Regions from separate parts of the Homo sapiens genome. Here all the other regions are linked to region 1. The links are chromatin loops, found by intact Hi-C in ENCODE. Cell type or tissue: heart left ventricle. All regions are shown on one strand.

Evidence for each region. Peaks named below come from ENCODE experiments on the same cell type or tissue, not always from the same donor. Only the 100,000 strongest peaks of a DNase experiment are listed, where the experiment ranks them.
Region 2: a loop joins it to region 1, with 1.9 times the contacts of the local background. A loop is called at or near these places in 16 of 110 quality-filtered maps.
Region 3: a loop joins it to region 1, with 2.9 times the contacts of the local background. A loop is called at or near these places in 18 of 110 quality-filtered maps.

The regions. Positions count from the first base shown.
Region 1 is chr3:100,003,086-100,011,085 of GRCh38, forward strand. The region is part of intron 1 of CMSS1 (cms1 ribosomal small subunit homolog); the gene reads left to right. The region is part of intron 1 of FILIP1L (filamin A interacting protein 1 like); the gene reads right to left. All of the region lies in intron 1 of LOC105374010 (a long non-coding RNA gene), which reads left to right. Among named protein-coding and RNA genes, the nearest start is that of MIR3921, 43 kb to the left of the region's middle. In heart left ventricle, a CTCF peak has its summit at 3,974 (motif pointing left); no DNase peak of the experiment used is centred here; H3K27ac peaks cover 6,586 bases.
Region 2 is chr3:99,941,892-99,949,891 of GRCh38, forward strand. All of the region lies in intron 1 of CMSS1 (cms1 ribosomal small subunit homolog), which reads left to right. All of the region lies in intron 1 of FILIP1L (filamin A interacting protein 1 like), which reads right to left. All of the region lies in intron 1 of LOC105374010 (a long non-coding RNA gene), which reads left to right. Among named protein-coding and RNA genes, the nearest start is that of MIR3921, 19 kb to the right of the region's middle. RefSeq lists a silencer at 7,321-7,521. In heart left ventricle, no CTCF peak of the experiment used is centred here; no DNase peak of the experiment used is centred here; H3K27ac peaks cover 2,422 bases.
Region 3 is chr3:99,878,126-99,886,125 of GRCh38, forward strand. All of the region lies in intron 1 of CMSS1 (cms1 ribosomal small subunit homolog), which reads left to right. The region is part of intron 4 of FILIP1L (filamin A interacting protein 1 like); the gene reads right to left. All of the region lies in intron 1 of LOC105374010 (a long non-coding RNA gene), which reads left to right. Among named protein-coding and RNA genes, the nearest start is that of HP09053, 58 kb to the left of the region's middle. RefSeq lists an enhancer at 1-214. In heart left ventricle, no CTCF peak of the experiment used is centred here; no DNase peak of the experiment used is centred here; H3K27ac peaks cover 4,215 bases.

The DNA of each region.
Region 1 (8,000 bases):
GTACTGCCATCCCTATTATTCAGCACTGTAGCCTCACACTTACCTCACCCTGTGTTTCTCTCCTTTTCCTGCCAAATCTGATTAGAAGCACTTTTGTTGTAAGCCCATGTTTATGAAGCCATAAGTGGACTTCATACCAATGACCATGTGGAGAAAATAAAAGAATGTTAGAACTGGCAAGTTACACATTGACTCAGTCAAACCAGCTTGATTTCTGTCTCAGTGTAGTGCAGTAAATACTTACATAGCACCTGCCATATGCCCAGCACTGTCAGGGTTTTCTTCCCTTACGTGGTTGTTTTGTCTTCTTAGCTTCAGTTTAACCAATGCACCTAGAATAAACCTGTAGCAAGTGCCTACCATGTGCAAGTGACTATGATAGATGCGTTCACATGCATTTTTTCTTTTGAATCTCAAAACAACCCTGTGAAGTATCCATTTTGTAGATGGCCCAGGTGACTTAGCTAATGTGTGTCAGAATTGGAATTAGAATCTCAGTCCCTTGACACTAAGTACAGTGTTTTTTCCAGTGCATCACAAGTATATTTGATTTGTGTACTCGAGAAGTTTTTGCAAGAAAACTCTCCAGTTTTCTTAAGGTCATCTTCATACTTGATCTATGATCTTCATACTTGATCTAGTGTCTGCCTCTGTTGTTTGTTTACCCTTGAGATGCTAAAAGTCAAGAGCATAGACATATGTATATTTATTGAGCAATAACCATTAAGTTCTATGTTGAAGTTGTATCATACAAACACTAACTTTGCATGAGTTCAACTACACCTGCTCAGCAAATGAATATAAAGAGAGAAGGCATAAAAATTTACATTGTGCAAACAAGTCTTCTCAGGTTGTATTCAATGAGTCTATGCCTGGGAATGAACCTGAAATGGACGGTGTATATTGATTTTTCTGTACATGTCTGTTCCCACCTGCCTCTCTCAGGGTAAGCATCTTGCCTTACTCAGATGGTTACCAAAACTGGAGGCAAAATCCACCTTGATTCGGCCTACTGAGAGACAGTATTGGCTTCCTGCATGATGCCTTCCTAGGGGATTTGCAAGGTAATTTTGACATAAATTGAGGGTTTTTTCCCCCTTACATATTCTCCAAGAAACCTAAACTCCAAGTAAAATGCAGCTTCCGTAGGATGATAGTGGGTTGCATATAATCAAGGAGGGGATTTTTCTTTAGAGTGAACTGAAACTGTCTTGGGCTCAAGAACATTGTGTATAATGGTAGCTGAACATATCTTCTATTCTCTGTGTATTGTGACAGGTTGGAAGGATTAATACTGAGAAGATCAAATATTCTTTGTGTTCATAAGAGAACTGTGTTACCACTGAAACCAAGGGAGGAGAACCAACAGAAGGAAAAATCCAATGAGGTCACCCATCAGAGTGGTGGAGAAAAAGGATTAAGAAAATCCCATTAAATTTAGTTGCAGGTGACGTTTGAAAGAATAGTTGTAGTCAATTATAAGGTCAAAACCAAGATACAAGGAATTAAGAAACATCATCATCATCAGGACAGAGTAGCCAACAGGATGTCATGAAACCAAAAGAGGACGGCTTCATGAAGAGAGAGCACCATAGGTGGGGGTTGAGGAATGAGAACTGGGACTAGGTAGTGATAATACCTAAAAGGTAGGATTGGTGGGTTTAAAAGTGGAAGCACGTAATGTCATCAAAATGAATTCTGGCTTCTGAGCTAGTCTGAGATTCTTAATGTTTGAGTTTCCCCCTATGGGGCAGGTGGGGAAAATCTGGCCACTGAGAGATTAGAGGCAGGAGAATTATTGGTGTCTGTTGGCAAGCAGATTCTCATAGCCTCATACCCATTAGATATTGGATTTCACTTTCATTACTTTTCTAAGTAGTTAGGTTCTAATTTGCTTGCAATTTGAGAAATCAAGGCTGGCTCTACAAGGCTGTCATCATGCTGGGAAAAGGGGTGCCAGAATGCAGCAGGACGTAACCAGAAAGCCAGTAAAGGTTCAACTCTTATGAATAGGAAAGCCAGCTAATTCATTCATAATACCAAACCTTATCTTACTCAAGGAAGTGGAGTTACAACCAGGAAACCTCCCTTTCTTTCCTGTATTTGTATAGCACCTTGTATTGTTAAAAATGAAAGGTTGTTGGTGATAATTTTCTTTTTCTCAGATTGCTCACTTTGTGTTTTTGGCTCAATATTCAGTGTGACTGCTTGACTACTGTCACTCAAACAGGCTGTCTTGAAAAAGGTGAAGCTGGGAGGTTAGGGGGTTCAGATTAGGATGGGATCTCAGAGTGGGGTCCCTCTACCCCCACTGTATAGGAATCTCCTTGGGTGCTTATTAAAAATGTAGATTCCAGGGTTCCACCCAAGACCTACTAAATATGAATCTATATTTATAGCATCCCTGAGAATTCTTATGAAGTCTAGATTTTAAGAACCCTGGTTTAGGAAATGTGAGTGTAGTGTAATAAACCAAATTTTACAAGAATAACCTTTTAACAAATTGAATTCCAATGATTCTAAAGTTAAATTGTATTTATAAAATATAGCCAGAAATATTTGTTTTAATGGAAATTTATAAGCCTCTTTGAAACTCTTAGAGAAATCTAAATACAAGGCACACAGAAAATGTTAGCAGTCATAATAAACACACTTGGTTATGAGGAAGAGTGTTGTGAATTCAGAAAGTTTGTGTGTTTTGTGGAATTTCTATTATTGCCCAAGAGAGGAAAGAACTGAAAGGAGAGAACTTGGAAGAAGCTTTCTTTGGCTTCCAAGATCCTAATCCTCCAAAATGCAGCTGCTTGCTACCCACCATCTCTTTGCCACAGACCAGCTGTGTCCCCATTCATTCCCACCTCCGCTATTGCTTTTTCAATCCACACATGCCAGAACCAGAATGGAGAATGGTAGAGAAGGGAAAGGTAGTTTGATAGGAAGTGGGATAGAAGTTTTATAGAAAAGAGGTTTCTGGAAAGCCCTAAAGCATTAGACCAGAAAGCCCTTAGCCGTAGACCTCTGGGTAAAATTTGTTGCAGTTATAAAACTCTGTGGGATGCAGGTAGGTATACTGGTGGTTTCTGGGGGCTGGGGCAGTAAGACAGGCTGACCCCATTAAGATAACCTCAGAAACTAACCCAAACTGTTTTCCCCAGCCCTCAACTGATCTTTGGCTCTTATTTAAATTTTGTTTTTGTTGTCTTTGAATTGTTTCCTTTGTACAAGTCATTTCCCTAAATAATCTCCAGATTTCTTCATGAGTGGAATAGTTAGGTACTTCCTTTGAATACCTTTGCCAACAGCCTTTTTTCCTCCTTCCCCATAATTATCATAACTATTACCCACAAATGGATAAATTTGGTTCCTATCTTTCAGTGCTTTTCATGAGGTTATCATCTATAATTTTCTGCCCCAAAGTCTCCTTTTAAAAAAAGTATTTTTTCTATATAGTCATGAAGGCTATCATTCAAATCCCAGAAGTTGTAGTTTTACCCTTTTTGTTTAGTACTGTTAAAACTCAGCTTTGGAATGATGAGAATTCAGCTCATTTATCTTACATCTTTTCTTTCCAAAAAAAAAAAAAAATTCCAGCTTGGGTTGCACTCAGCCCTTAGCATAGTGACTCCCAGAGTTTGCTAGTTAAGTTAGGAAATTAAAAGTAAGAGCTTACTCTGTTTTGAATCAGATAAGTAAATTAATAATTGCGGCATGTCAGCCAAAGTAAACAAGCATTCTTGATGGGTAGAACTGTGCATTGTCTTAAGCTATTTGATTACTAAACCACTGCAAGCTTTTAAAATTGAACTATCTCTAATATGCATTGAGAAGGATAAAAAATAACTTGTTTTAAAAAGTGTTTTTGTTTGGTTTTGTTCTGTATATTCTTTGTCCAAAACTTGAGCATATTCATCTTTATAAATCTTTCATTACTTACTGGCTTTCTTAGTGCCTTAGCTGGTATTTTCCACATGAGGTTTACACCATCTTGTGGCCTACAGTTTTCTGACTCGCTTTTTCTTGCATCCTTGGCATTCATTAGCCTATTGGTAAATGTTTGAAATGGGAAGAAAAGGAGAAATCACCTGTCATTTTCTGCTCTTAAGGCTTTTATTGCTTTTTCTATTTTCTCTTCATGACCATGAAAGTAAATGGTTTGAGTCTCTCAGACATACTCTTTTTAGCTTTTATTTTTTGAGATGAAAATATCTTATTTCCTGAAATTTTTATTTGACTAGAAAACTAGTCCATGTAGAGGAGAGCTTTGATGATGTGTCTGCCCACAAAACAGATTTTTGCCATGGCTCGCTAATGCATTTTGTGTGAAATATCAAATTTTGGAAACCTTGCTTGTATATCTCCCACCACAGAAAAAAATGAGAAGATGAAATGAGAGAAATCAAATCATGAAAGATGCAAAAGTCTAGTCAGCAGAAACAGTAAGAGATCCGTTATGTAATGAAGAAGAGAGTCAGGGACAAAACCAACTCTCAGTTATGTGACTGAGGCACAGAGAGGCCCAGAATTGGCCCAGAAAGTGTACAGATTTTGCTCTAATTGCATTTCAAGGTCAACCTTTAAATTGCCTTAAACCAAAAAAGTGTGTCACTGATGGAAGCTACAGTATCGTGTAGGCAAAATGGGCCTTGTTGCTTTGACTGCCACTGTTACCAATTGTGATATAGTACTGATAGAAAAAATATATTAGTTATCTAGTGGTAACAGGGAATTGGCCACTGCCAGCCACTGAGGGAGTACAGACAGGTGTCTATTGGTGTCTGTTAGTGAACAGATTCTTATAGTCTCTCACCCACTGGGTAATGCATTGCATATAGTTACTAGTTTTTAAAATAGTTAACTCCTAATTTTCTTGCAAATTTGGAAACTGAGGGCTCCCTGGGAATTATAGGTTATGGTTGTTTTCCCCAGCACAACCTTGCCTGGGACCTGTACACAAAGTGTTTCCCTCCTCCAAGTTGACATAACATTTTCCACCTTCCTAATGTTTTTACTAACATAATTACAATAAATTGCTGCTGCTGTTGGAGACATTCTCTTTTCTCACATCTGGGTTTAAAGCTTTCAGTAAGGCTACTAAGCAGTGGGAAGGAAGGAGCCTTTCCATAACTTTAAGGTCATTCCTGATAAAGGTAACTACTCCACCCCTGCTTCCCAATTAGATTCCCTGCCAGCAATAGCATAGACTTGAACCAGTGCCAAATGTTTTAATACCATAAGGACTTGCTTGATAAAGGCTATGCAAGGCAAAGAAAAAAAGCAGCCAAAGTTCCCCAAACTAAAATTTTCCAAGATTTTCATATGAGTTGCAGCCAGGGTACCCTTCATATAAGTGTTACCATGTGTTTGCTGTAGTCATTGGTATCCTGCAATTCTCATTCTCCAGGACTTCTAGAGATTAGAATTTAGAGGAAGTGCTGGTGATGTCAAGATGGAAATCTACTCTAGCTGCAAAGAATATAGTCTTTGACAAAAAGAAGGACAATAGCAAAGACAGGGAACAATGGTGGGGTTAATACTATGATCTTTCCAAATAATTATTAAGTAATTATAAGTCTATTGCACAGCAACATTCAGCATTGTACTTCATTGTACCATTAATGTTTGCATATGTTTGCTAGCCTTGCTTCTCTTACTGTTATAAACTCTAGACTAGGAGGAGTATTGTCTTGCTCTGGCCCTTGTATTTTGCGTGCAGAAATAGCATAATGTCATCAATAAACAGTTGTTGGTCATCTGACTAGATGCAGCAAAGTGATTTTATTCCTGGGCATGGGTGGGATTAATTAATAATTACAAAGTGCCTACATAGTTCAGAAACTTGGAACACCTATAAATATAGGAAAGAAACTTTTTTCTGTTTGACATTGATTTTCAGATTTCATATGCAACGATAGTTTTAGCCTCAACATCCACCCAAACCTTTACCATAGTTGCTAAGAAATAATAAAAATGACTGGTTTGCAGTAGACTTAAAAGGAAAAATAAAGCTTCTTTGGCCTTTAAATATTAGAATATTCCCGAATGAGAATTCAAATTGAGTGCAAGTGACTGAACTTACTGAGGCCTGTTTCAATTTGATCACTCAAAGCTTTGCCTCCTGTTTGAAGAAATTCTTGGATTTTAACCTACGGTATTATCAAGAATATAAGATCTATCTTCAGTTCAATTTATTTTCCTGTTGTCCTGAAACAAAATGGCAGCCAATATAAATTTCCCCATAATTTCACTGAGGGAGTTAGAGTTCGCAGTAGTGGTAATAATAATGATAGCATTAAAAGCAGAAACAAGACTGTCTGCTCCTGTTAGCAACCTGAGCAGTCAAAGACATTAATGGACCATGAAGACTAGAGGGCTGGGGTGACTGTGGGTCAGAGCTAATGCACATAGGCAAGCACGGTATAGGGGAAACTTTCGTCACCTCCACTACACTGAGCCTTTTCACTTGATAGACCAAGCTCTTAATTTCCCCAGGTTGTTAATCTGGCACCTTTCATGAACATCAGTATTCACTTTGGAAAATAAAAAAGCAAACAGCCAAAACATCTAAGTGTTAAGGGGAAAGAAAGTCAACAGAGGAAATTACAGTAGCACATGATACACTGGCACCTTTTTCTTGAGTCATAGGAGGCAAAGATATTTGAAAGTCTGCAGCTTTGATTGTCTCTCTCTTAGTAACCAGAGGTCTTGAGAAAGAGAGTGCAATGTATGGTTTAGCTGTAGCCCTTATATGTATACGTGTCCACGTTTTCAAAACTGACCCCTTAAAATATGTATGAGAGCCAAGTGGTTTGAAAGTAAATACCACTTTCTTTCACCATTGCTTTTGCTCCATGTTTACCATTTCCTTTCTAACATTAGTTACTGTTTCTAAAGGAATTGGTGTTTCCTGATCTGGTATAGTTTCTGTTTGTTTTGGATTGTCCATCAGTTGTTAAGATATCTACCATATGTTTTACAGACTAGTATATTGAGGGTTGAGTACCATACCAAGTTCTCACTTTTTTCTTTCTGTCTCTCTTATTTTTAGGTAAGTCATCTGATTGGAGCCACATTTCATTTGATGGAATTTTCCATTTGGTAAAGTATTGCTATTTTTATCAAATGATGTAAACTGTCATTTTTGTGATTTCTCAGTATGTTTTTCCCCCCACAACATTGTCCTTAGTAGTATACTGTGTTCTGCATGGAAGGAAAAAAAAATGAGTTGGGGAGCGGGGAGGTTTGGAAACAAGAAAAAAGGCATGTAACTGAGTATATTTACATGTCAAAAAACACTTATTGAAAGAAACCTGCCTCTTTATAGCTATTGTCCTCAATTTTGCCTTTTAGAGCTCCAAGAAGTAGAGAAGTTATTATATTTAATGGTATTTAGAAAGGACCATGCTTACTTCAGAGAATCCAACTAAGAGCAGTGACTTCCAGTTGTATTTGGTGACAATCTGGCATTCCTCAACATGTTTCTATACATGTTGGCTAAAGCATTCTATATCATCTGAGAGTTTTTCTTTCTTTTTTTTTTTTTGTTTTTGGAGATGGAGTGTCCCTCTGTCACCCAGGCTGGAGTGCAGTGGCTCGATCTCTGCCCACTGCAACTTCTACCTCCCGGGTTCAAGCAGTTCTCCTGCCTCAGCCTCCTGAGTAGCTGGGATTACAGGTGCGCGCCTCCACGCCCGGATTTTTTTTTTTTTTTTTTTTTGTATTTTTAGTAGAGGTGGGGGTTTCAGCATGTTGGTCAGGCTGGTCTCGAACTCCTGACCTCATGATCCGCCTGCTTCAGCCTCCCAAAGTGCTGGGATTACAGATGTGAGCCACCGCGCCCAGCTGAGAGTTTTTCTTTTGCATCATAGTTTAAGTCTACAAATAATTGCCCCTTTTAAAACAGTTATTTAACAGAAGAAATAGAAAAATACACAATTTAGGAAGTACAAACCCAGGATTCTGTGGTGCAAGGATGGTACCAGGGCTTGTGGTCTGTGATAATA
Region 2 (8,000 bases), 61 kb before region 1:
TAGCATGTTGCCTTGATAGCAGCTGGTTTGATTATCCATGAGGTGGGAAAAGAAGACTAAGGAAATTTGAATGTGAACTATAAATTAGGTGATATTAAGAATTTACTGTTTTCAGGAGATCTAGACCATCCTGGCTAACACGGTGAAACTGTATCTCTACTAAAAATACAAAAAAATTAGTGGGGCATGGTGGTGGGCGCCTGTAGTCCTGAGGCAGGAGAATGGCGTGAACCTGGGAGGTGGAGCTTTGTAGTGAGCCGAGATCGTGCCACTGCACTCCAGCCTGGGTGAGAGACCAAGACTCCATCTCAAAAAAAAAAAAAGAAGTTACTGTTAATCTTATTAGATGTGTTAATGGCATTGTGTTTATGTGAAGAATGTGCTTTTTATTTTTCCAGATGCATAATGAGGTATTTAAATGTGAAATGACATGTTCTCCTGGGATTTACTTTTAAATACTCCAGAAAAAAATAATGGCAGGGGATAGAGGTGAAATAAATATGGCAAAATATTGAGGATCTCTGAAGATGGGTAAAGAGAACATGGGTTTTATTCTTCTTTCTACATTTTGTATATTTGGAAATGTTCATAATAAAAGATTTGAAAGAAAGCACTAGGCACATATTGGATACATAAACATTTTAAGAAGTGGTTTCCTTGCCAGTCGCCGTGGCTCACGCCTGTAATCCCAGCCCTTTGGGAGACCGAGGCGGGCGGATCACCTGAGGTCAGGAGTTCAAGACCAGCCTGGCCAACATGGTGAAACCCCGTCTCTACTAAAAATATAACTAGCCGGGCATGGTGGTGGATGCCTGTAATCCCAGCTACTCTGGAGGCTGAGGCAGGAGAATTGCTTGGACCCAGGAGACAGAGGTTGCAGTGAGCCGACACAGTGCCACTGCACTCTAGCCTCGGCGACAGAGTGTGACTCTGTCTCAAAAAAAAAAACTGAAAAACAAGAGGTGATTTTCTTAAAAGAAAAAAAGAGAGTGCCATGGGGGAAAGGGGAGAAAAGAAGAAGGAAGGCACCAAGCTTGGGTATCAGGCATAGACAGAGAAACAGGAGAGTAAACTATGTCCCAGGAGCCAAGAGAGAATTATTTCAAGGGGCAAAGAGCTGCTGTGACCTCATTTTAACAACATTACCACTGCTTAGAACAACTTTGGACCTCCACTTTTGGAGTCATCTGCTTTGAAATATCCCTCAGCTGGGGCAAAGCCTGTTTCTTTAAAGGCGAACTTAATTTCTGATAACAAGAACAGGTTCCTTAAAAACAAATCTAGTGAATCTAGTGGTCAGCTCATGCCTATTTTGGTCAAAAGAACCAATTATGACATTAAAATAATGGGACTGGCTTTTGTGTGTGGCCTTCAAAGGAGGTTTGAAGACATTTCCAAAATGTGTCAGCCCTGACACTTTTTCAGAATAAGCTTCATAAGATAAAACCTTCAATAACATTACACATTTGGATTAATAACTCCGGGCTTTTATTTTTCATATTCCATCTACTTTGGTTAAATGTTAAATCTTGCCGGGTATGGTGGCTCATGACTGTAATCCCAAAACTTTGAGAGGCCAAGGCAGGTGGATCATCTGAGGTCAGGAGTTTGAGACCAGCCTGACCAATATGGTGAAACCCCATCTCTACTAAAATTACAAAAATTAGCCGGGCGTGGTGGCATGCGCCTGTAGTCCCAGCTACTCGGGAGGCTGAGGCAGGAGAATCGCTTGAACCCGGGAGGTGGAGGTTGCAGTGATCCGAGATCACGCCACTGCACTCCAGCCTGGGCAACAGAATGAGACTCCGTCTCAAAAAAAAAAAAATTACATCTTTGGTGTCTTGGAGCTTCAGTCTATTTTCTATAATCCAAATATAAGCAAAGCAGTAATAAACAGCATGGTAGACAGCAGGGGAAAGAGCATAGGCTCTGGAGTCGGCCTGGCCGAGTTATAATCTTACTTCCCTCGCAACTTCTGCTGTCCAAATTGGGTCAAACTACTTCATTTCTTCAGGGCTCAGTGTTTTATAGGGTTATTGGGAGGATTAGAGATGACACATACAAGATGCTGTGCCTGGTACCTAGAACATGATAGGAACTCATAGCTTATCCTAATGGAGATGTCATAATGATACAACTTTATCTCTTGGTTCAGCAGACATGCCTTCCCTCTTAGAACATCAAATGAGATAAGAAAATAACTAGTGGATTTTTAGCATCATGAGGAGAGTACATTACTCAGGCCCTACCTCACCAAAGGGAGGGAGTTCTTCTAGTCAGTGCTAAACAAGTATTTTAAGAGTGTGTGTTATTTTGTGCCTAACTGAGATGGAGATTGGCAAGCTGAAGAAATTGGGATTTGGCCAAGAACCAGTGCTTGTTGTTTAGTAGAGAGGTGATAGGGAACTATGATCCTGCCAGTTTGGAGGGACGTAACATGAAATGACTTCTTGGTCCAAGCTGGCTACAGCTGTTCCAAAAAAGATGACAAAGGCTGCTGATTCAGAGGGGGATACTCACCCAGGCTGTCACGTCTGTCTCTCCACCAAGCAAGACTTTTTTAATCCTCTAACACAACAGCAACACAAAATTTACTGTCTGCAGGCACAATGCTAAGGCACTTTGTGCACACTAAATCGTTAGGCACTGAAAACAACCCTGTAAGGTAGTACTCTGATTCATCTGCACTTTATGGGTTAAAGTAACCGAAACCTAAAGAGGTTAAGTTAATCTGCCCCAAGCCACAGAACTGGCAAGTGGCAGAACAGGAATTCAAACTGGCTTCAGAGCCCACCCAGTCTTTGCAAGCCTACTTTCTAATGCCTGAATTCCTTCTCTTTAGGAAGAATTATCTGTGTAAAGTTGGGAGAGACATCTCAGCAATTATGGTGCAGCACTGACTATATCAATAAAATTAAAGTAGCCAGTATCTTTCACCAAAGACCTGCATCACAAAGTGGTGAGAAGAGAAAAAAACATAGATCACCAGGGAGAAAGGGAAAAAGCCTAGGTTTGGTCAAATCTGCGATGAAGGCACAGAGTGAATTAAATTCAAGCTTCTTCACTACTGTTCATTATTCGGCTCATTCTAGGCAGTAGGGAGGGAGTTGTTATAAAGCAGGAGCTTATAACAGCTTTTAGACTCTGCTTAAGTCAAAAATCATCAAGAATCATCAAAAAGCATCAAGGAAAATACACAGAACAAGCAGTCACCCTGCTGTGCTCTCCCTGATGCTTTTTGGTGGTCATGTGGCTGTGACTAGACCCTATGAGTTCGGGTTAAGTCCTGGGTTCTTCAGACTGATAAAAGGTTTCTTCTCATGTCTTCCTCTAAGAAGGGCCATCTCCACCCTTTCCAAAGTCCCACTCATCGCTACGAAGGAGTGCTTTCCCCATACTCCCTCATGAGGTGAGGTTGGCTTACCCAGACTGCTTCCCAGCCTTGTTGCGTAGATCTGGACCTCAGACTCTCTGAGGTCTGTGGTAATGGGGATAGATTGAGCTTGGGGGTTCCACCCACTGTGTGTGGTTCCATATAGCCCTTTGTTAGAAAGCACCCAGGGCAGCCAAGAGTGCGTGTTGACTAAGGAGGGTGGCTGCTGCTAGGAACTGTAAGTAAATAAATGGATGTCAGAAGCTTACAATTAAGGAGGGAAACAAAGAATCATTACTCTCCCTTAAGCATGTTGCTTTGGATGTTTTAGCAATGATTATGAAGCATTTACACACAGACTAAACTAAGCTCTTTGTGTTCCTTGCAAGGTAGAGAGCCTGCCAAGTCAATTTCAGCATGCAAAACCCAGACAATTATTTTGGCATTTAGGAGCAGCCACTGTTTTTGCTAGGGGTTGGGGGCTGGCAGCCTGTTGACACAGGAAGCCTTCATAAGGAAAGAGAAGTCAACTTTAACCCCAATTTTTTTAAAAAGAGAAACCCTGTCAGGGCTCTCACGTTCCCACCTCTTATGCGAAACCTCTTGTCACAGAGCCAGTGGGAGAAGCCCTTGGGCTTAGAAGTGCCACACATGCTTTTGTGTCCACAGCGTGCAACTCATTCATAGCTGTTTTCATATCCTCTGCCTAGCAGCTCTTTTGTGAGTGTGTGCATACAGACAGTTGGTAGATGTATTTCTAGTAATAACCAATAAAAAGATAAAGTTCTTGAAATTATGGTCTTGGTTCATCAGATAATATATGCTTTATGATAGTCATTCTCAACCTGTAAGCCCAGAACTCCTGGGAGCTTTCAGAGTTGACAAAAGGGGCCCTGCAATCCATATAGCAAAAGCATTTTAAAAAATTGGGTATGTCTATTACATCTTCAGAATAGCCCTGGATACTATTGTGATTGATAGCTTATAAGCTGCTTTAAAGTTTTCTGAATTTGTTATAGGCTTTTATAACTATGTCTTCACTCAGTCAATGAATAGAAAAAGCTACAACTATCAATGGAGAATTTGGAAATTTTTTGTTACGGAAAAGGAGTTTTCATCCTAGAAAGGGTGTGTAAGCAGTATCCAAAGGTCTTTTCTGTGTGGCTGCTAAACAAAAGACTGCTTTCTTATTATTGAACCTTTTGGTAGTGTTTTCTGACACAAATGATTTCATGTCTGTATCAGAACTGCCCTGTTGATGTAGCTGCAGCTAAAGAATGGGCTGAAGGCATTTGGTCTTACAGACTGTTAATCTGAAAAAAGCAAATGATGCCATTTTTTTTAGTGTTAAGACTTTATGCATCTAACCCACTCTCTTCAGTACAAGTTACCATGCACATCATAATTACTTGAAGGTATTTGAGGGATGATTGTAGTTTAACGTGGTGGTGGCTACATCTGGAGGCCTGAATCCACAGTATTCTTATTTTTAGCCTTTAGTAGGGACTGCTTCTTCCAGTATGTTGGCTGCAGTATTTAAAGTAGTGATTTGCTGGCTCTATACTACAAAGTACCAAATTGCCAATAGGCACTGTCTCCATCAAGGATACAGTCATTTGTTGCACAGGTGCTAACAGAGGTGGGCGGATCTCCTGAGGTCTGGAGTTCAAGACCAGCCTGGCCAACATGGCAAAACCCCGCCTCTACTAAAAAAATACAAAAATTAGCGGGGCGTGGTGGCAGGCACCTGTAATCCCAGATACTCGGGAGGCTGAGGCAGGGAGAATCACTTGCAGCTGGGAGGTAGAGGTTGCAATGAGCTGAGATTGTGCCACTGCACTCCAGCCTGGGCGACAGAGCAAGACTCTGTCTCAAAAAAAAAAAAAAAAAAAAGTAATAATATATTCAGCACTGAAAAATGGGGAAGCAGGCACAAAGAATTTTTAAAATTTACCTTTAATTCAACCACGCAGAGATTTATACCCTTGACCTTTTGTATAGTTTCCCATAGACTTTCTTATCTTTGTATCTGTTATACTATACATATTGTTTAGGGAACATTAGCTATTGTCATAAATCTTCCATACCATGATATTTGATAGCTACATAGTATTTCATTGTATGGAGGTGCCATTATTTATGTAACCATTCTCCTATTATTGGATATTTAGTTAACCACTCTCCAGTCCTTCCTGCCCCACCCCCTTCACCTTAGTGGCCTTTTCCCTATGGATCCAGAAGGGACCCAGAGCTAAAAAGGAACCTTGACTTTGTCTGGACTTCACAAAACTGGCAGGAGTCCATGAGAACTGTCCTCGGCTGAGAAAAATATCTGTTCGTTGTTTTAAAGTCATGATGACAGTGGCTGCAGGATTTAATCGCAACTCATAATCATTATTCTACCTCCCCTCTAAATTCTTTTTCCCTTACCAAATAAAAATATAAAATTGTTTTGAATACTTTTAATAAGGTAAAAAGAAAAATAGAAGGCATGTATACTGCTGGGGTAGACCACTATACTACCTTTCTAGGCCCTGAAAGTTGAGAATTTGAAAATGAAATAAGAATTTAGAATATTTGTCCAAATAATTCATCTTTAACAATAGGACATTTATTTGCACATTTTTTCCTTTCATGGAGGAAGCTGTTATTATATTTACAGATTACCTCATCATATAGACTTGAATAAAAAATATGAGAATCAGACCTGTAGAGCATATTTCAAACAAAATTAAAAGCAGAGCTGTGTAGACAATGGTGGTGGTAAGATAATAAGTATTTTTTATTCTAAAGCTATAACATTCTGTTTCTGATTTATAGAGTATGTCATCATTTTAATGCTGTCTTATGTCCAAAAAATAAGTAGTTAACAGTAGTGCATTAGAAACATGGTTACCAAACAGTATACCAAAAACTAAAACATTGCATGGTATAGGACATGGAGAGAAGAACCAAAGTTTGTTTAGAAAAGAGAGTCTCAGGCCAGGCATGGTGTCTCACACCCGATCACTTGAGCCCCGGAGTTTGAGATCAGCCTTAGCAACATAGTGAGACTGTCTCTCCAAAAAAATAAAAAAATTAAAAAATTTTTTAAAAATTAAGTAAAAATAAGAAAGAAAAAAAATTAGCTCGGTAGGGTGATGCACACCTGTAGTCCCATCTACTCGTGAGGCTGAGGCAGAAGGATCAGGATCACCTAAGTCCAAGAATTGGAGGTTACAGTGAGCCATGATTATATCATCACTGCACTTCAGCCTGAGAAGGGGGAGGGGAAGGGAGGGGGAGGGGGAGAAGAAGGAGAAGGCGAAGGAGAAGAAAGGAGGGAGAGAGAAAGAGAGGGGAGGGGAAGGGAGAGAGAGAGGAAGGAGGAGGAGGAGGGAGAAAGAAAGAGGGGAAGGGAAGGGAAAGAGGAAGAAGAAGAGGAGAAAGGAGAGAGAAAGGGAGAGGAAGGGAAAGGGAAGTGGAAGGGAAGGAAAGGAAAAAAGAGGAAAAGGAAGGAAGGAAAGAAAAAGAGAAAGGAAAGAAAAAGAGAAGAAAGAAGAGAGCCTCAGAATCATAAGACATCATCAGGGTTGGAAGGATCTGGAGATTGATTTGCCCCACTCCCTCTCAGCAGGACTTAGAGACTGGACACCCTCATTGTAAACTGCACACTGTAACCAGCACACATCCATACTATGAGGGGTCTTTTTGCATAACTGTGTGGTCTTAAAAATGTGGCCAATTCTTTCAAGATATATCCAGAATCCTTTAGCCATTTTATTTCCTAGCATACAGCTGTTAGTTGAATGCCACCTGACATAAATTTTGGTGAGTAAATTCCAAAAAAAATTGGGAGGAATATTTCATAAATGTGAAAGCAGGATAAAGTTCCCAAAAATCTGTGAGCAAGTAGCCAGAGTGATTTATTGTTAAGATTATAACTAAAGAAAAACTTGCCTTGTAACCTCCTGGTTCTAAAAATGCTGAGGCTAGGCCTACAAAAAAACTTTAGGCTGGTTTCCTCAATTTTTATTTTGACATATTTGTATGATTCAGTTTGTTTGTTTTTAATAAGCTAAATTTAAATAAAACCCTCCATAGTTGGCAACTGGCTTCTTGGTTAAATATTTAAATATACTTAGGATTTTTGTTCTTCAGCTCTGTCTAAAAAGTCAGTTGTATAGTAGTTCTTTACTTGAGGAAGTCAGGAATGCATAACTGTCTGTGCTTCCACGTATAGTCCCACCTTTCAACAGGCAATTTTACTCGCAGTACGTTTTATCAGTTGAAAGAAGGAAAAACAAACAATTCTATAGCAACCTTGGAATCTTTCTCAGGGCACTAACATGGCTGTATTTCAAAGTACTTAATATTTTCCTAAGAAAGACAAAGAAGTGCATGGTGCTTATGTTATAATTTCCTAATCAGAAAGGTACAACAACACTTAAAAGGTGATTAGAGTTGCACAATGAAATATTTGTAGTGGTTCTTTTAGCCATTATGTATCTAAAGTAGAATTTTTACTTTTTGGTCTTCTAAGTTCTGAGAATCAGAATGAGACTTACATGTAGAAATAATTCTTTGATTTGTTCATATTTTCCTTAAAATCCATCACAATTATTACCAAGGACATTCTTAATCAGCT
Region 3 (8,000 bases), 120 kb before region 1:
GGTTACATTACTAATGTGTTACTCCTGAAACATCAGTCTCTTGACCCAGCTATGACTCAGCTTTCCAAGTGAGGTCATAGTTATGTGACCACTGTCTTCAGGAACCAATATTAATAGCCCTCATTTGTTGAGCTTTTAGATCATACCTACCACCATACTTAGTGCTCTACAAGCATTTCATCATTTAATCTTCACAACACATTTTGATGTGATATGATCCATTCTTTTCAGATAAAGACATTTAGAAGGCTAAAGTGGCTTGACCAAGGTCACACCGCTACTAAAGTAATGATACAGGGATTTAAAGCAATGTTTACATATATAGCCTTCTACATATATAGTCTTACATATATAGCCTTCTTCTACATAAATAGTCTTGTCTTCTCCTAATAGTTTGTTCAGAATCTCTCAGAGGTATGTTTGGTAAAGGAGTGTTCAGATTTAACTGAGAAGTTTCTGTTTATTTTCTAGACTGAATCTTGAACTGGGAAAGCCAAGACTCATCCTCTTTTTTGTGGATTTGTGGATTTACTGACAGTTTTCTGGAAGGTGGCAGCAACGTATCTTGTTCTAGTAAAATTAGAATATCATCACCATTTCACTTCAAACGAAAGTCAAGGGTTTTGAGGGAGCAGGACCTTTAACTGATACAAGAGTACCCTGGGTGGTGTATTGCAAACTCCAACCAGCTGTTGGCATTGTGCGCCATTGGCCACATAAGTAGATGAGTAGACTTTTATTTCCTTCCCTCTTTCAACCAAAATTCTTTCTGAGATGTAATTTTTATTCTCTTGGTTTCTGAAATTTTCTTCATTTGTGAAATTCTCTTGGTTTCATTTGTGAAAATAGTAGAGTTATGATCACTGTGCCTCAAAATTGGATGAGAGAGTTTTACTTCCTAACCTTGTTCTGTCCAATTACTTTTGTGACTTTCTTTTCATTTTTTAATCAGGAATTTACTACAAATAAGCATACCTAGACACCAAGGTCCTTTCTACAATTAGTAATCTGAGTTTATGATCTAAATCAGCACTAGCTTTAAACTGTTATTTAGAAATGATACAAAGAAATTTTTCTACCAAGTTCATTGCTTTCTAATGCGGGAGAAGGGGTTTGTAGGTAACAAGGCAAGAAACAAGGAGATACCAACTAGATTTAGCCATATTATATTATGTCAAAGACAGCTTAATATCACCAGTTTCCCTGGTTCGAGCTAATTGTCAGGAGGCCATGACAATGACCACATTAACAGGTGTTATTAGTGAAGTCAGTTGCTACTGACCATAATTACAACATCATCATTATTTAACTTTTAAAAAATACCATTAATATACTGCTAATCACATCAAGCCAGTTCCTCTTTTTGAAGTAACTGCTCTTATTTTCTTTCATGTCTTCTCTCCCTGCCTTTGTTTCTTCTTTTGACTGGTCATGTCTTTCAGTCATCCAAGTATAGTAAGTGCCAAAGAAGCAGTAATTAATAGGATGTTTCTTGCAGCTACCCAAAATTTTCATTGCTGGTCCTTTGGTCATTTAAGCAGTTGGTACGCTCTGCTCCCTAGGAGCTCTGCTTTGAGCTATGAGATGGTAATGCTAACTTTGTATATGACATGTTTGCTTCTTTGCCTCTGTGAGATAGTATATATGGAAACACTGTCATGTACAAAGAAAAACAGCAAGACCTGTATAAGACCTGGTCTTATGGACCTGGTCCTGTATAAGAAGCTGAACAGAGTGGGAACAGACCCAGGATTGCATAGGGAGAGGTATAGTTCCATGGTCCTGCATTGCTTCAGACTACAGTTGGATTGGCCAGAATATGAGCTTTCGGTGTTTATTGCACCCCACGCTACCTTCTACCACCTTACCCACAGCCTTCTTGCAAAGCAGCTTTGCCACTGAGCACTGGATAACCTTGCCATGGATCCGATCCTGTGCTTCTACTCTCCGATCCCTTCTCCTCTGCTGCTACACAACTTAGGACGAAGGCTGAAGGGACCTGTAGGCAACTGTGAATGTGGAGCCAAAGGGGATGTCTGTGGTAAAAGAACCTTCTCTCCATGCCCTAGACAATCATTTTTCTAATCAACCTCATTTCTTCACTCTTCTTTCACTCTTCTTTCAGTTCTTTGGGTGCCACCTGTCTGGCTCTGTACATGTAGATACCCACATGAAATATACCATATCTCCGCACTTAAACTGTACTTAAAAGAGCCTTTAACCAGCAGACCTTAATATACATATAAACTGCAGTAACTGAATATATATATGAACTGCAGGTCTATATATATAGACCCTCTTTACTTTTATCTGTAGCCTGAATCTCTGGTCCCAGGCCTATATATGGTCCGCAGAGTTTCCAGAAGGCTTCCAATTATTCTGCTCATACTTCAGCTGACTATGACTCTAGAACAGTGACATATGTACCTTGAGAAGTGATTACAGTAGTAGTGTCCATGTGATGCTAGGGAATGGGAAGTCCTTTGTTATTAAAACATTAAAATGATGATATTTTGTGGTTTTAAAATTAATTTAAAATTTTTTTGTTTTAAAATTAATTTAAAATTTTTTTTATTTTAAAATTAATAGGCACCCTTCATAATTTGGAAAATGCATAAAAGTAAAAAATTTTACATGTAGTCCTACCACATGAATACTGCCAACTATTAACAATTCAATGTACTGTGTTTCTTTTAGTCTTTTTCTAAGCATTTATAAAGCATCATTTTCGTAGTGTGGATGGACCCTGTATGTGTATGTATATGTGTATGTATATTATGTTTCTTTTTGCCTTTATTATATATTTCTGAATCATGTTAGTGGCTTTTCTGTAGACATTGGGCTATTTAAAAGCGCATGTTTACATATTCTCCCTAGCATTGGTGGTCACAAAGCCAACTACTGCCTGTTGGCCCCCTAACATTGCCACGGTCTTGTTCCTCATCAAACAAAGCAAGGAAGTCTATTTAATAAGGAATCATCTGTTGGTAAGAGACTTCCTACCCTTGGTTTACAGGGGATGCCATAAGTTGGCTATGGACTCTAGTGAGCATACTAGTAGGTAAGTAGAATGACTTAGAAAGAATGAAGAATTGGTAATGTGACGCCACTGTAAGATTATTAAATGGGAAGCAGGAAAAGTCTGTTACTTAGGTCCAGTCCATTTGCTTATTTATTCCTACAAACATTTTGTGTTTCCTTGGTAACTAATAATAGTTTTGAGAAAATGTTGAACTCACAAGTATTACTGCAGAAGTGAAAAAAAACCCCCAAATCACAGAAATTAGAGACGGAAAAGACCTATTAGGTCATCTTCCCTGTCCCTTGCCAGTACAGATTGTTCTCAGTGCTTTGTTCAGTCCATTTTTTAAAGGGACCTTGTCATATAATTTGTAGCCCATCTCTCTCTCTCTTTTTTTTTTTTTGAGACACAGTCTCACTCTGTTGCCCAGATTGGAGTGCAGTAGTGCAAGCTCGGCTCACTGCAACCTCCGACTCCTGGGTTCAGACAGTTCTCCTGCCTCAGCCTCCCTAGTAGCTGGGATTATACATGTGTGCTACCACGCCTGGCTAATTTTTGTATTTTTAGTAAAGACGGGGTTTCACCATGTTGGCCAGGCTGGTCTCGAACTCCTGACTTCAGGTGATCTGCCCGCCTCGGCCTTCCAAAGTGCTGGGATTATAGGCGTGAGCCACCGTGACTGACCCATTTCTTTTTTAAGTAATACATTTTTAAAGAAACCACTGACAGATTTTCCCATGTAGATGTGGAGCTTGATTTCAGGGTAAGTATTTGCAGAGAAAGACCTGTGGATTCAAAGTACAATTGAACAAGTTTTGTTAGTTTGAAGTCATTGGAATAGTTTAGGATGTCTTTGGAATAGTTGACCAACTAAGAGTAGAACAGTTAGGTAAATTGGATTTATATGTTTTCTTTTATCTTTGGAACTCAAATAGAGCAATTCCTGAGCATAAATTTTAATTATAAACTTCAAGACTCATTGAAATGGTCCTAGAAAGCCTGAGAAAATAAAGCATCCAGGAAGTAAAAAAATAAGAGTAAAACTATTTCTTCTAAGATTATTTTTATGAAAATTACATTTTAAAACGTCCCTTTCGGTTCCAAATTCTGCTTTGTCCATTATTTATGTAGTTAATTGCTTGATATGAAGGTGGCTTCTAATTGTAAAATCCTTTCCTTTTGTCTGGCAACTTCTTCCAGACTCTAGAAGGACAAAATAAAACTGTCTCATATAAGCAGTCAGTGGTGGTGGTAAGACTAAATCTTCCACTTCCTCATATAATGGCTGGAAATGTATTCACTGAGAAAAATGAACAAATTAAGAGTAAAAGGTGTGCTTAGAGTTTTATTAAGAAGAATGATCCTTTCATAAAATCATATTTTAGGGTATAAGAGGCCTTAGAAAACATCTGATCTTCTTATTGCCACTCTCTGTTCCCATTTTTAAATAGATGAGATAACTGGAGCTCAGAGAGGTTAAGGGACTTGCCCCAAGGTCACACAGTAAATTGGTGACCCAGTCACTGTGTTTTCTGGGACTGAATGTTTCTTTTGGGAAACATGAAAAAATGGCACAAACAGTGTGATTAGTATCTGAAATCCCAATTAATAATTGAGTAATTTACCTAGCTTATACTAACTGCAAAACTAATTTGGAACATTAATGAGCTAGTTGTCTACTTTATGGATTAGAAATGTTTTCTTTTGTTGCATTTGTTTTAAATTGGAGATTTATAGATTGCTGCTTATCATCTCAGGCCACTAAGATTGGCCACATGTCAAAACCCTAATGGAGATGTCTGAACTTTTAATATAAATTTCTGTGTTATCATGTAACACCATTATCTTGCATGCTTGCCAATTGGGGGTTCTGTACATGAGAAATTCTATTATAATTTATGTCACTAAGCATCCAGTCTACATCATAAAATGCAGGTTTGGAAGATATGTCAAAAGTCTTGTGTCTACGCTTAGATTGAATTATCTCTCAAAACTTCAGTGTTTTATCTAAGAATTGGTACATGCACAGTCTAGTTGTTATTAATCAGTGCCGAACAGCTCCAGAGATTTTTTACTTCCCCAGCAAGTCCATTCCATTCCAAACTGAGAACTGGCTGCTTCTAACTTCCACTCATTGTTCTTCATCTTTCCATGACACCATGTTGAATAAATGCGTTGCTTTGACATAAAAGTCTTTTAAATATTTGAAAAGTTTGTCTTGAGTCTTCAGTTATTCCTATATTATATCATTTTAGTCTTTTCACACCCTGTGTCCAAAAGGTTGGTGCTTAGAATGAACAGATTATTTCATCATGATTATTTCAGCATTATCAGAGTTATCCTCCCCTTTTATAGGCTATGTGAATGTGTGTGTTGGCTGGGGGGTGTTGTATAAACAGATTTTCTTACCATTTTAGACAACCATATCACACTGTTGAGTCAAAGAGCTTACTGATCATCAGTCTTCTAATGAACAACTGCACACCCAAATGTTGTCATCATGTACTGCTTCTGTGATAATCTAGGATAATCACTTCTATACTGGTTTTGTTTGTATGACTTCATTGTTATAATAATAACAAAAACAATAATAGGTGACACATTTAATGTTTAATTGATGTCAGACACTACACGCTTTACAAATAGTAACAACTTTAATCCACATAATAACCCTATGGGATAGATAACTGAGGAACAGAGAGGTTAGGTAATTTGTCTAAGATCACAGAGCTAGGGAATGATGGCACCAGAGTTTGAACTGCATACTGACTCCAGCAACTTCTGGGGAAAATCACACTCAGTGTTTTGTAGTAAGATTTGGATTTAGGGGGTAAACAGTACTAACAGAGAGTTACAGAACTTTGTACTTCTCTCATCTGCTATTTAGTTCATTGGACTTGAACTATGGGCTAGGAGAGTGAGAATGGATCTTGGAGATTATCTAGTTAGCAGCCCTTATAGTTCATGGAACTAAGACCCAGGCTGTGCAGTAGCCTGTTCAGGGATATGCATATGGGAAAAGCTCAAGCCAGAATGGAGTGCTTTTTTACTGAAGAATTCTAAAATGTTTCTGCTTCATATAATATCCTCTCTCTGTCCTTTTTCCCCTTCTTTCTCCTTGTCTTCTCTCCCTTTTTATTTATGGTGCTATCAGTGTTAGAACAACAATAATAGAAAGTACATGGAAAAGATCACTTAAAATCCTACCACACCATGTTTTAAACTATTTTCATGTATTGCTGATTTCTGAATCTGTTATCTTGTTAGATTATGACATTGATTTAAGTTTCATAGCTCAAATATGGAACCTCTATAAAGAAGTTCCAGGGAGTGGAAAGGGAAGGGAAAGGAATTGCTGTTATTTATTAAGAGCCTACTGTCTGTCAGTCACTCTGCCTACCTGCTGTCTCTGATGTCTCAAACTTCCTTCCCACTTTATGGGATTCTGTAGGAGGACCAGCACAATACCCTGCACAAAGTGAGCATTCTGCAAACCTAAAGAACGAGGAAATGAATGAAAGGAAGTGCTTTGAATTCAGCAGAAGAAAGAGATAACAATCATGTGCGAACTACTCCCAGCTATTGCCTATTGACTGTTAGCTTTCAGTTCATTTTTGTACAATTTAACCATTGAGGCAAATGTGTATACAGGATACCATGGAATGCTGTTTACAGGTATAGATTTTGGTTCTTGTACTTTTGAAGCAGCTGAATACTGATAAGGCCTGTGTCCAGAAACTATTTTTTTCCTTCATTTAATCAGGTTTCTTTACTTCCTTGACCACAAATATTATTTGCTAAGGAAATTTCTTCTTTGGGGTGGTATTTAACCATGCAAGTGGGGAAAATTGTGCTACGATACTGTTCTGACAGCCTGTGGACTTGAGGGAAAAAACTGCAGGAGCAGAGTTTCCTTTCAGCAGTCAACTATAGGCTCAGTCACTTCTTGACAAAACATAAGTTAAAATAGTGCTGATTTCTTTTTGAACATAATCAATTCTAATGGAAACTGTTCCAGCTGAGTTTGGAAACACACAGAAGCAGCCTTCAGTTACCATTGAGGCTATTATTGCCCTAGTAATACCAAAGAGACTCTTTCAGCCTACTTATTTGTATTGGATGCTTGTAGGGCTATTTCATGGGGACCTGGTGTTGACTCTCAGTGACTTCCACTTTGACTCTGAGATTTATCTTCAAATGCTGATGCATTCTAAGATTTATAGAAGTACAAACTTATCTTATTATTGCTAATTTGTCCCATTACTAGACTATGCCCCTTAGAGTTATAATTATGACTAGCCCAATTACATTTTATTGTCGTGCCCTTTTTTGGCAAAAAATAAAATTTCTTTGTTAAACTCAAGGATTTAAAATTTAGCACAAGTTCATAAACTTACTTTGATACTTCTTCATTTCCTTTTTAAAAATACATCAGTAGACTCAAAATGTAAAAGTGGCTTAGGGCTCACTTGACCTCTGAAAGGTGGCTGACTGACTTTTAGTTAAAAACAATATTTGTCTATATATCTCTGTCATCTATTTGTGGCTACTATGTGTTGAAACTTTGTGGAACAGATATCTTTCTCCCTTCTTCTTCCCTCCTCTCTGCCCAAAAGACACACACACAAACACACACATGTACACACAGAGACTTGAAGGCTTTTGTGTACATTTACCAACTACTACAACAACAAGAAATGAAGAACAATACAGCTCAACTCTGTAAATCTAGAATGGGGAATCTATTTCCCAAAGGCTGTATGCAGTATCTTTTCAGCGAGTCATGGTAGCCTCCAACAACTAGTAGCACTCTTTGTGCATGAGGATATTTCTGACTAAAAATCCACCTTTGTTGATAATGTTTGTTCACTGTAAAGGAATTGAGTGGATAAAAGAGGTATTACACTTTCCTTTCTATATCAAGGAAGGTGGAATATTCAAACAGAACACTCTATGTGTGCACACGTGCACATGGACG